2 separate regions of the Homo sapiens genome follow, and region 2 is linked to region 1. A link is a contact called in ENCODE Hi-C or POLR2A ChIA-PET data. All regions are on one chromosome and are shown on one strand. The core of a region is the stretch at or near the end of the contact, and the rest is flanking DNA. Distances in the headings are between cores, read along the strand shown. Region 1 has its middle 61 kb from the start of LAS1L. Region 2 holds the start of AR (androgen receptor).

Region 1 (5,858 bases), core at 2,397-4,896:
GTGGGCGGATCACTTGAGCTCAGGAGTTCGAGACCAGCCTGTCCAATATGGTGAAACCTCGTCTCTACTGAAAATACAAAAATTAGCCAGGTATGATGGTGCACGCCTGTAATCCCAGCTACTCAGGAGGCAGAGGCAGGAGAATCGCTTGAACCCAGGAGAAGGAGGTTGCAATGAGCCTAGATCACGTCACTGCACTCTAGCCTGGGAGACAGAGAGGGACTCCATCTCAAACCAAGACCAATTTTGATTTTGCTTATTTATTAATTCTTTATTATTTTTTCCAAACACTTTTTAGTACCTACAATGGGGCTACCCCAATCCCCGCTGCTACCTTCCCACCTCTTCTACTTTTTTTTTTTTTTAACTACCTGCATGTTTTTTCCTCCCTCCTTTTCCTGTGGTGCTTCCCACCATACACATCTTTTGGAAATGGCTTCCAGGAGGAAGAGAAGGGACCATCTCAGGTATGACTTCAAATCAAGCCACTGGGTTGTCTGAGAAGTACCCCAAGCAACTAGTCTGGACTGGGAGGTTGAATTGAGTCCTTGCTGTTGCTGAAGCTGTGAGAATAATTCTGTTTAAAAAACTTTTAAATAAAATATCCTTCAAAATATCCTTCAAAGTCTCCGTCCCAGGGTCTGTTTGTGGTTTTTCTGGGAGAGGCTTGTGGGAATCAGCAGTTGTGGGGTGGTGCAATAAACTAATGACAAGACCTTATAGACAAATTATTTTATTTTATTATTTTTTTGAGAGGGAGTCTTGCTCTGTCACCCAGGCTGGAGTGCAATGGCATGATCTCAGCTCACTGCAACCTCTGCCTCCCAGGTTCAAGCGACTCTCCTGCCTCAGCCTTCTGAGTAGCTCGGATTACAGGCGCATGCCACCACTCCCGGCTAATTTTTGTATTTTTAGTAGAGACAGGGTTTCACCATGTTGCGCAGGCTGGTCTTGGACTCCTGACCTCAGGTGATCCACCTGCCTCAGCCTCCCAAAGTGCTGGGATTACAGGCATGAGCCACTGCACCCGGCAGGCAAATTATTTGGTAGGGTAAAAAGCAGTTTGTTATCTTCATTGAGTCTGTTCCTCACAATAAACTATTATCACTCACAGACACCTTGATTGGGAGAGAAAAACTTTTTGTTTGTGTTGGGACCAGGTTGAGGAAGGGAAGGAGACAGGTCTAGGAGTTGCTGGTGGAAACTGTGGGTACTTATCAGGTGGGAGGTTGTAGGCAGAGAGGTTTCCGTTTAAGGAACACTGAGAGAGGATCAGAATTATGGCAAAACATCAAAGACAATCTCGACCTTCTCATTGCCTAGAAGTGAAAGGTGTTGGAGCAATTTGCAGCTTTCAGAGACCATTCTAGTCCACCGCCCTTAATTTAGAGTTGGGAAAAAATGAAGTTTAGAGAAGCGGGGGAATTTCCCTAAGGGCACAAAGGCAAGTAGTGGCAGAACTGGGAGTTCTGTCACCTCAGAGCAATACTGTATCAATCTTTGTCAACTCATTAGCATCAGAGGTGGGTTGTTAGAATTTCCAAATAAAAGTAGAGAAGACTGTACCCTGTTCTAGGCAGCAGCAATGGTGGTAGTGGCATGAGGGGATGGTGGTGGGATGAAGTGGTGGGGGTGGGACTAGGATGTAATGGAAAGCCTTGGAAGCTTGAATGAGTAGGCTTGGATATTAGGGTTGAAAGGACCTTTGGGAATTGGTGGCCCCTACTTGGGTAGGGGCAGAGAAGCATAGAATACCACAGAACATTATAAAAATAACCAGATAGAATGTCAGGGCTGGGAGAAACCTGGAACCTCATCAAGTCCAGCTCACTCCTGTTTCAGGTGGGGAAACTGAGATCCAGAGAGAGGCTGAAAACTTGACCTGGTTTCTACAGTGAATCAGGAGAGAAGTAGGGCTGCAACCATCCCTGTCACACAACAAGAAACACTGGCTGCCTTTGTTGTTTCCCTTGCATCTGAGTTGGATGATCAGACTTTTTAACCAAGAAAGAGAGATGAGGGAGGGGAGCCCAGTGTTTCATGGCCTGCCTAGAGCTACTTATATAATTAAACATTATAGAATGACAGCATGAAAGCCTTAGTATGCACCTGTTTCTGTAACATAACCCTATATCTGAACCCACCCTACACCTCCAGCATGTAATGCCCTGCAATACTGAGTCCAAGAAGCCCCTCAAATTTAGTGATACCTCAAGACTGAGACCACAAATCCTGTAGACAGTAGGGCCTTCCCTGAATACCAAGCACTCCCTAGTCTTTCTCATGATTAGGTTCTCACTCTCACACTAAGGTCACTCCTTTTTTCTGCCCAGGCATACATTTTATCTTCTCTGAGGAGGGAAGGGAGTAGATGGGGATGCTGAAAAGCACTTTAATTTGAGCAGTTCTTGCCATATCTTTGCCCCTCATGTGAAAACTTCTCAGCCATGGAACTAACTTGTTCCCATACCCACTCTCATAGCACAGTCACCCTCCACCCCCATTCATCCACACCCCTGACATTTACTCACTTCGCCCATGGCAGAGACCGTACTGGCCATGCTCTCTGCACAGCCCTGGAAAGCCTCTTGTTTCTAGTCACTAGGAGAGAAGGTCCAGTCTCCCAGCACACACTTCTTATCTGGATGTCTCTCATTGTGAGGGACTGGGAGGTCTGTAGGCCTACCTCAGCCTGATTCTGGCCCTATCTAGTGAAGCACTCAGTGATCTCTTGCGCCCCCCTCTGGCCTCAGTTCTTTAGCGGTTGCTACAGCAAGTGGTCTAGTTGGGCCTGCACTTCCAAGTCAGACCCATAGAGGGCAACCACTTGCCAGTTTATGAGAAATCACTCTGGGTGTGGCCTCTCCCTTTGTTCACTTCCTTTTCAGTGCTTGTAAAATTCTAGAACCACAGGCTGTCAGAATCAGAGGGTGTGTTTAGATAACTTATATTTGAATATCCTCATGATAAAGATAGAGAAACAGGCCCAGAGAAGAGATGAGACCAGTCTAAACTCAGACAGTGATTCACTCTGTGGCAGTTAGGGCTAGAATCCACGTTTCCTGAATGCCAGTTCAGAACTTTTGAAACACACGGCCAAGCATCTAACCCAAATGCCTCATTTTATAGTTGTGAAAACTGAGGCCCCGGAAAGAAGTTGACTAAGGTTGTACAGTCGTTGTGATAGAGCTAGGACTCAAACCCAGGTCTTCTGAATCCCAGTCCAGATTCAGAAACATAATGTTAGGCATCTAGTTCATCCTGTTGGTTTTTTTTTTTCTTTATAGATGAAAAGAGTTCAGAGAGGGAATCTAATTTACCTGAAGCCACAGAGTAAATTAGTGAAAATCAGAACCGGAGCCCAAGGCTGGCTGTAGAACTGGGACTGAATGGAAACTGGGGACTCTGACTTCTAGTCTCCAAGAAACCTCAATAACTTAGGGACCCCAGTGTCTTGGAATTAAATAACAGAGGTAGGGATGCAGTCCTTGCTTAAGCTGACTATGAATGAATCCCCAGGAGGCTGGAATCTGGGGCATAGTGTGTACGTGTGTGTGTTTGGGAGGGAGGGAGTCTGCTCTGGTCCCCTCCAAAAAACTCTTAAGAAAAGACTCACCTCATTTCTCCCCTTTCAAGGCCTCTGGCTTTGAGAGTGAGAAGATGACTCACTCATTGCCCACAGTTGCCGCTGAGAACATAATTGCTAGCTGGGACATCACCACAGCATCCAGCCATCACATTTGCAGAGTAGTGTCTTGTTTTGTCAAAGCTCTTTCCTATTTTTCTTTTTCTTTTTTTTTTTTTATTTCAGCTTCCTCAAGCTCCAGGGAGCCAGATGAGGCAGATACCATTACCTCTTCTTTTATAAAGAAGAAACTCATTTATGGAGGGGTGGGGGGAATGAGGGGGGACCTGAACTGGTGTTGGACTGACTGAGACTAAATCCCCAGTCCTCTGATTTCCAGCTTTCTGGAGTGTCTGCATAAATACCCAGAGTCCCAGAGGAGACAGCAGTGTCCCTCAAATGCCTGATGACAGCTCCTCCCTCATTTATTAATCACTGAGCTGGGGCCAGATACTGTACTGGGCTTTCATTGGAGACAAAGGTGACAGAAACCCTGCCTTTAAGTGTTCACAATCTGGATATTGATTAAGTCACCACTCTGCCCATTTCAATCCTCAGCTTTCTCTTCTTCTACTAGAAAAATAACTCCAACAGTGCTTTATTTTATTTTATTTATTTCTTATACATTTATTTGAGACAGAGTCTCATTCTGTTCCCCAGGCTACAGTGCAGAACTTGGTCACAGCTCACTGAAGCCTCAACCTCCTGGGCTCAAGTGATCCTCTCACTTTAGCCTCTTCTGAGTAGCTAGGACCACCATGCTTGGCTTTTCTTTTCTTTCTTTCTTTTTTTTTTTTTGAGACAGCATCCCACTATGTTGCCCAGCCTGGTCTCAAACTCCAGGACTCCAGTGATCCTCCCACCTCGGCCTCCCAAAGCACTGGGATTACAGATGTGAGCCACCTGGCCCAGCCTTGTTTTATTATTTTTGAGACAGGGTCTGGCCCTATAGTCCAAGCTGGAGTCCAGTGGTGTGATCACAGTTCACTGCAGCCTCAACCTCCTGAGCTCTGGTGATTCTCCCACCTCGCCCTCCCTAGTAGCTGGGACCACAGGCATGCAACACCATGCCCAGCTAATTTTTAATTTTTTTTGTAGAGATGGGGTTTTGCTATGTGGCCTAGACTGGTCTTAAACTCCTAGGCTCAAGCGATCTTCCTACCTCGGCCTCCCAAAGTGTTGGGATTACAGGTGTGAGCCACCATGCCCAGTCCAATAGTGCTTTTTGGCTGGAGACATTGAATCAATTTTATAACCTTTTCAGAGATTGATTAGGAGTCAGAACACTAACATTCTAGTTCCAGTTCTGTTACTTCACTGTGTAATAGTGAGCTAGTCCTTTCCTATGCATGGGCTTCAGTTTTCACATCTGCAAAATGATTTTGTGGGATGGGGTCAGAAGACAGTAGGAATATAGTTTCTAAGAACTTCTGGCTCAGATCATTTAGGAGATGAAGACACTTTGTAATCTGTGGGCAGTGTTGTTTCTTTGGGTAAAAGGCTGGAGGGTAGGAGCCCGCTGGGCCTGTTATGAGACCTTTCATCCTGCTGTCTTCCTCCTTAACTTTGTGAGGTACCCTTCCCAAGGAGCAGGGAACTTGGGCTTTCTGAAAACCTCAGAGGGACCCCATTTCTACCTCTCCTTACCAGCAACACTCAGGAAGCACCAGAACTATTTTGGATTGGAAGTTATTTAGCCAGATTCTGAGGTTGAAGTTCATGAAACAGAGACAGAATCAGAGAAGGAGAAGAGAGAGGCATAAAGGAAGAGGCAAAGAGACAGAGAAAAGAAAGAAAGAGGTGGGGTCGGGGGGAAGAGGGAAAGACTAAAGAGGAAAAAATGGAGGAGAGATAAAAATAGAGAGCAGGAATTAGAGACAGACAGAAACAGACAGAGACAGGAAGAAAAAGAAAGAAACACAGAGAGAGAAACAGAAGAGAGAAAGAAACAGAGAAGGGAAGAGGAGAGAGGAGAGAAAAACAGGGGAAAAGAGACAGAAACAAGGAAAGACAGAGAGAGAGAAAAAATATGAATGAATATGATAATATGATAGTGGACATACCTAGTCCCAGGCAGCCGCATGAGAGAAGTTGCATAAAATCCTACGTCTTGAATAGGATCTAGAAGTGAAAGAACCCTTGAAAAAATCGAGGCCAGAGAGCAATTGAGCTTTGTTCATAGTCACACAGCAAGCTGGTGGAAGTGCCAGGACTCAAACCCAAGACTAGGATA
Region 2 (5,858 bases), core at 3,359-5,858, 1.9 Mb after region 1:
GAATTGGAGTGATTCTCTACTTTGCTCATAAGTTGAAAAAAGGTTTATTACATACCTAAATATGCTGAAATCACAGGGCATTTGGCAACCCCCCAAAACCAAAACTCCCAGTTTGGAAACAGAATTTTAATTCTGTGAAAATAAAATCCATTCATTTATTCAAAAAATATTTATTAAACAATGACCATGTCCCACACCAGGCTGAGTCCTAAGGATTCAATGATGAACAAAAACCAACATGATTCCTGCTCTTAGGAAACATACAGTTCAGTGAGGAAAACAGATTGTGAGAAGTCCTCCAACAAATACTGGGTGCTATTAAAATATATTAAAAGGTGAGTGGGTGAGGGACTTGAGCTAGCCTAGGTGGTTCAGGAAGTCTTCCTGGATGTGCTGATATGCATAGGCATTAACTAGATAAATAGAGAGAAGGATGAACCAACATTGCAGGTAGAGGGAACAGAATATGCAAAGGCAGGAAGGATTATGGAGTCGTTGGAGGACCTGAATAAAGGCCAGTGTAAGTGGATCTCAGAAAACAGGAGGAAAGGTGTATGAGATGAGATCAGAGAGGCAGATCATGTGGGGTATGGTTAATGTTTTGGACTTTTCTATTAAGAGCAATGGGGAGACAGTGACAGGACTTAAACGGGGAAATAATATGACCAGATTAAACTTTCTAAAAAACCCTCTATGCAAATATATATTGAGAGTTAATTATTGACAAAGATTCAAAGGCAACAAAGTGGAGAGAGAATAGTATTTTCAAAAAATGGTGCCAAAACAATAGGACATCTATATTAAAAGTTGGGTATCTGTCTACAAAACTTAATTCAAAATGGATCACAGACCTAAATGTAAAACTGAAAGCTATACAACTTCTGGAAGAAAACACAGATGGGAATCTGTGTGATCTTGAGTTTGAAAATGATTTATTATATCTGACACCATAATCCGTAAGTTAACATAATTCATAAGTGAACAAAGTGATGAACTGGACTTCATCAGAATTTAAAATGTTTGTGCTTCAAAAGACACTGGTATGATAATGAAGACAAACTACAGATAAGATATTGTTGAATCATATTTCTGATAAAGGAATTGTGCTCAGAATACATAACTCTAAAACCCCCATAATAAATTACAAGTAGCCCAATTAAAAAAAAAAAAAGAGAAAAAATTTACAGTCTTCATCAAAGAAAGTATACAATTGTAAAATAAGCACATGAAAAATGCTCTGCATCTTTATTCATGGGAGAAATAAAAATTAAATGGGAAAGACACCTCTAATTAGAATACTAAAATTAAAAAGACTGACCATACCAAGTATTGGTGAAGTGGAAATGTAAAATGATACAATCACTTAGGAAGATGATTTGGAAGTTTCTTACAAAAGTAGGTGTATACCTACCCTGTGACTCACCCATTCCATGGCTAAGTATTTACCTGAGAGAAATGAAAGAATACATCCATACAAAGATGTTTATACAAATATTTATAGCAGTTTTATTTGTAGTAGCCCCAAACTGAAAAGAACCCAAATGTCCATCAAAAGTGAATGGATAAACAAAGCGTGGTACAGCAATGCAATAGAATACTACTTAGCAATAAAGAAGAATGAGCTAGTGATATACATAACAGCTTAAATGTACATCAAAGGCATTGTGCTCAGTGAAAGATGCAAGTAAAAAAAAAAAAGAGTACATGCTGTATAGTTCCATTGACATAAAACTCTGGAAAGTGAAAAACAGTCTATACTGACAGAAAGCAGATCATTGGTTGCCTGAGGAGGAGGAGTATAGGAGAGGTGGAGGGAAAATGTACAAAGTGGCACAATAAAAACTTTTGGAATCATAGATATATTCACTATCTTGATTGAGTGATGATTTCATGAGTGCACGCGTGTGTCAAAAATGATCAATTTATGCAACTTTAAATATGTGCAGTTTATTGTATATATCAATTATACCTCAGTACGGCTATTAAAAAGAAACCCTCTGGCTGCACAATGCAGAACTGATTCTAGGAAAGAGTGGAGGGAGGATGACCATTTACAGTGCTCCAGGTGGAAGAGAACGGTGCCTTCTGGAAGTGAACTAGGTTGGCAACAACAGAGATGAAATAAATGGGCAGATGTGTGAGATACTTAGGAAATAAAACCCGATGGTCACCATTTTCCAAAGGTCAGCTCATCCTGGCTTTCCAGAGCAAAGAGCTAGGGAAGACTTTATTAATAAATCCCTCTTGAAGTTGCAGAGGAAGCTTATAGCAGAAACTTACTCTCAACCTGACTAATCTGAGAGAACACCTCTGGTTCCATTTGATTACTAAAAAACTGCAAAGAACAGGAGGAGAAAGAAGAAGAAAGCTGGTACAAACAGTGAACTTATATAATATTAATCAATAATTGTCTCTTGTTCTTAAAAGCAATGGGAAGAAAATGAGATTTGAGCTGGAAGATCAGAGTTCAAAATCCAAATAAAGTATATGGCCCTAATATGCTTATAGTAGTTAACCTTTCCTGATAATGATATAATTGTTGACAGCACCATCTTTAAAAATAAAAATAACATAGTAATCCTTCAGATTTGTAGAATGCTTTCCTGTTTACAAGTTTGTTCTATACACATTATGTCTTTTAAATGACACACTAGCCTTCTGAGGGTAACTTATATTGGCAACAGTTTTCAGATGTGGAAACTGTGAAGACAATGTTGGTGATGTGGAAGCAACATAAACTTTGGAGTCTTTCAGACCCAGGTTTGAATGTCAGACTGCTTTTTATTCAGAGTAACTTCAGAGCATTATTTCTCACCTTAATTTTTTTTCAGGCCTCTTTGTGTCTATGTGTCCTCTTCACTCCTGTCCATTGTTCATTCAGTGATTTTTGCACCTTCCTTCACTGTTAGTGTGTAGACACATAGTTCTCCTGGCTCTGAGACCTATGTTAATTCCATTCTACCATCCTGCCAGCCCACTCAATTCCTATTGAGCAATGCTAGTTGAAAGTTGTGGTGGGATTAAATGTTGCAATGAGTATTCAAATGAGGTTGAAGTATCTACGCATTCTACTTACATATGGTGAGGTATATTCAAGGAAGGCTGTAGCCATTAAAATCTCAGGAAATAATTTTTCACCTCCTCAGGTGAAAGGGTCTTCAGGCCTTTGTGTTCTGGAAGGTTCATTTATAGCCATTTCCCAAATGACAATGCGATTGATGAGTCTAGAGTCTAGCTCAAATAGCAATGGACTGGAAGACTAGTTTAGGTTTTACTAATGTGGAACATAGAACAAATTATGTCCTTGTTTCAGCCTGTTCATCTGTGAAATAGAGCCTATCATATCCAGTCTTCCTTGCCTTTAGGTTTGAGTTACCTTCTTTGGTCAAGGTAAGTAAATGCCTATGATGTTTGGCTGTGCACAAGATAAAGCTACAACAAAGCTACAACCCATCTTTTCTCTGTAGAAGACTGCAAAAAGCAAAAGAGACCCAGGCAAAAATCTCGGAATGACTTTTGGAACAGAGAGCCTCCCCAGAATCAGAAGTCAAAGGAATTTAAAACATAGGGAGGCCCAGGGTCTCTACTGACATAAAGGAAAGATGTTTTCCTTATAGGTTTACGTTTACATTTTCTCTCTCTTTCCATTCCCACTTGCATCTCCACCTTTACACAGGGCTTATGGGACCTCCTCCACAAAAGAGCAGTTGCAGTAACCCACATCATCCTCTACGCCTGGCTGTCCATCAAGAGGCGAAAAGCAGCCCTATATAGGTTCTATCCTTGGATAGTTCCAGTTGTAAAGTTTAAAATATGCGAAGGCAACTTGGAAAAGCAAGCGGCTGCATACAAAGCAAACGTTTACAGAGCTCTGGACAAAATTGAGCGCCTATGTGTACATGGCAAGTGTTTTTAGTGTTTGTGTGTTTACCTGCTTGTCTGGGTGATTTTGCCTTTGAGAGTCTGGATGAGAAATGCATGGTTAAAGGCAATTCCAGACAGGAAGAAAGGCAGAGAAGAGGGTAGAAATGACCTCTGATTCTTGGGGCTGAGGGTTCCTAGAGCAAATGGCACAATGCCACGAGGCCCGATCTATCCCTATGACGGAATCTAAGGTTTCAGCAAGTATCTGCTGGCTTGGTCATGGCTTGCTCCTCAGTTTGTAGGAGACTCTCCCACTCTCCCATCTGCGCGCTCTTATCAGTCCTGAAAAGAACCCCTGGCAGCCAGGAGCAGGTATTCCTATCGTCCTTTTCCTCCCTCCCTCGCCTCCACCCTGTTGGTTTTTTAGATTGGGCTTTGGAACCAAATTTGGTGAGTGCTGGCCTCCAGGAAATCTGGAGCCCTGGCGCCTAAACCTTGGTTTAGGAAAGCAGGAGCTATTCAGGAAGCAGGGGTCCTCCAGGGCTAGAGCTAGCCTCTCCTGCCCTCGCCCACGCTGCGCCAGCACTTGTTTCTCCAAAGCCACTAGGCAGGCGTTAGCGCGCGGTGAGGGGAGGGGAGAAAAGGAAAGGGGAGGGGAGGGAAAAGGAGGTGGGAAGGCAAGGAGGCCGGCCCGGTGGGGGCGGGACCCGACTCGCAAACTGTTGCATTTGCTCTCCACCTCCCAGCGCCCCCTCCGAGATCCCGGGGAGCCAGCTTGCTGGGAGAGCGGGACGGTCCGGAGCAAGCCCAGAGGCAGAGGAGGCGACAGAGGGAAAAAGGGCCGAGCTAGCCGCTCCAGTGCTGTACAGGAGCCGAAGGGACGCACCACGCCAGCCCCAGCCCGGCTCCAGCGACAGCCAACGCCTCTTGCAGCGCGGCGGCTTCGAAGCCGCCGCCCGGAGCTGCCCTTTCCTCTTCGGTGAAGTTTTTAAAAGCTGCTAAAGACTCGGAGGAAGCAAGGAAAGTGCCTGGTAGGACTGACGGCTGCCTTTGTCCTCCTCCTCTCCACCCCGCCTCCCCCCACCCTGCCTTCCCCCCCTCCCCCGTCTTCTCTCCCGCAGCTGCCTCAGTCGGCTACTCTCAGCCAACCCCCCTCACCACCCTTCTCCCCACCCGCCCCCCCGCCCCCGTCGGCCCAGCGCTGCCAGCCCGAGTTTGCAGAGAGGTAACTCCCTTTGGCTGCGAGCGGGCGAGCTAGCTGCACATTGCAAAGAAGGCTCTTAGGAGCCAGGCGACTGGGGAGCGGCTTCAGCACTGCAGCCACGACCCGCCTGGTTAGGCTGCACGCGGAGAGAACCCTCTGTTTTCCCCCACTCTCTCTCCACCTCCTCCTGCCTTCCCCACCCCGAGTGCGGAGCCAGAGATCAAAAGATGAAAAGGCAGTCAGGTCTTCAGTAGCCAAAAAACAAAACAAACAAAAACAAAAAAGCCGAAATAAAAGAAAAAGATAATAACTCAGTTCTTATTTGCACCTACTTCAGTGGACACTGAATTTGGAAGGTGGAGGATTTTGTTTTTTTCTTTTAAGATCTGGGCATCTTTTGAATCTACCCTTCAAGTATTAAGAGACAGACTGTGAGCCTAGCAGGGCAGATCTTGTCCACCGTGTGTCTTCTTCTGCACGAGACTTTGAGGCTGTCAGAGCGCTTTTTGCGTGGTTGCTCCCGCAAGTTTCCTTCTCTGGAGCTTCCCGCAGGTGGGCAGCTAGCTGCAGCGACTACCGCATCATCACAGCCTGTTGAACTCTTCTGAGCAAGAGAAGGGGAGGCGGGGTAAGGGAAGTAGGTGGAAGATTCAGCCAAGCTCAAGGATGGAAGTGCAGTTAGGGCTGGGAAGGGTCTACCCTCGGCCGCCGTCCAAGACCTACCGAGGAGCTTTCCAGAATCTGTTCCAGAGCGTGCGCGAAGTGATCCAGAACCCGGGCCCCAGGCACC

The links. A loop is a pair of places that touch in the nucleus more often than their neighbours do. ChIA-PET counts read pairs that join two places held with the same protein, here RNA polymerase II (POLR2A). Pooled maps may share reads with other maps.
Region 2: POLR2A ChIA-PET joins it to region 1 with 19 read pairs in PC-3. The contact joins the promoter of AR here to the enhancer-like site in region 1. A Hi-C loop is called at or near these places in 5 of 50 pooled maps. POLR2A ChIA-PET finds 5 or more read pairs at or near these places in 2 of 52 experiments (PC-3 and Panc1).

Annotation. Positions count from the first base shown.
Region 1 is chrX:65,592,810-65,598,667 of GRCh38, forward strand. It overlaps a transcript of MSN not described here. Among named protein-coding and RNA genes, the nearest start is that of LAS1L, 61 kb to the left of the region's middle. Within about 2 kb of position 3,647, at least 20 of the 41 ENCODE cell types and tissues checked have a DNase peak (open chromatin) inside an H3K27ac peak, as active enhancers do.
Region 2 is chrX:67,539,413-67,545,270 of GRCh38, forward strand. AR (androgen receptor) reads left to right here and starts at 4,609. Exons shown (of 8, transcript NM_000044.6): 1 at 4,609-5,858. The coding sequence starts at 5,735.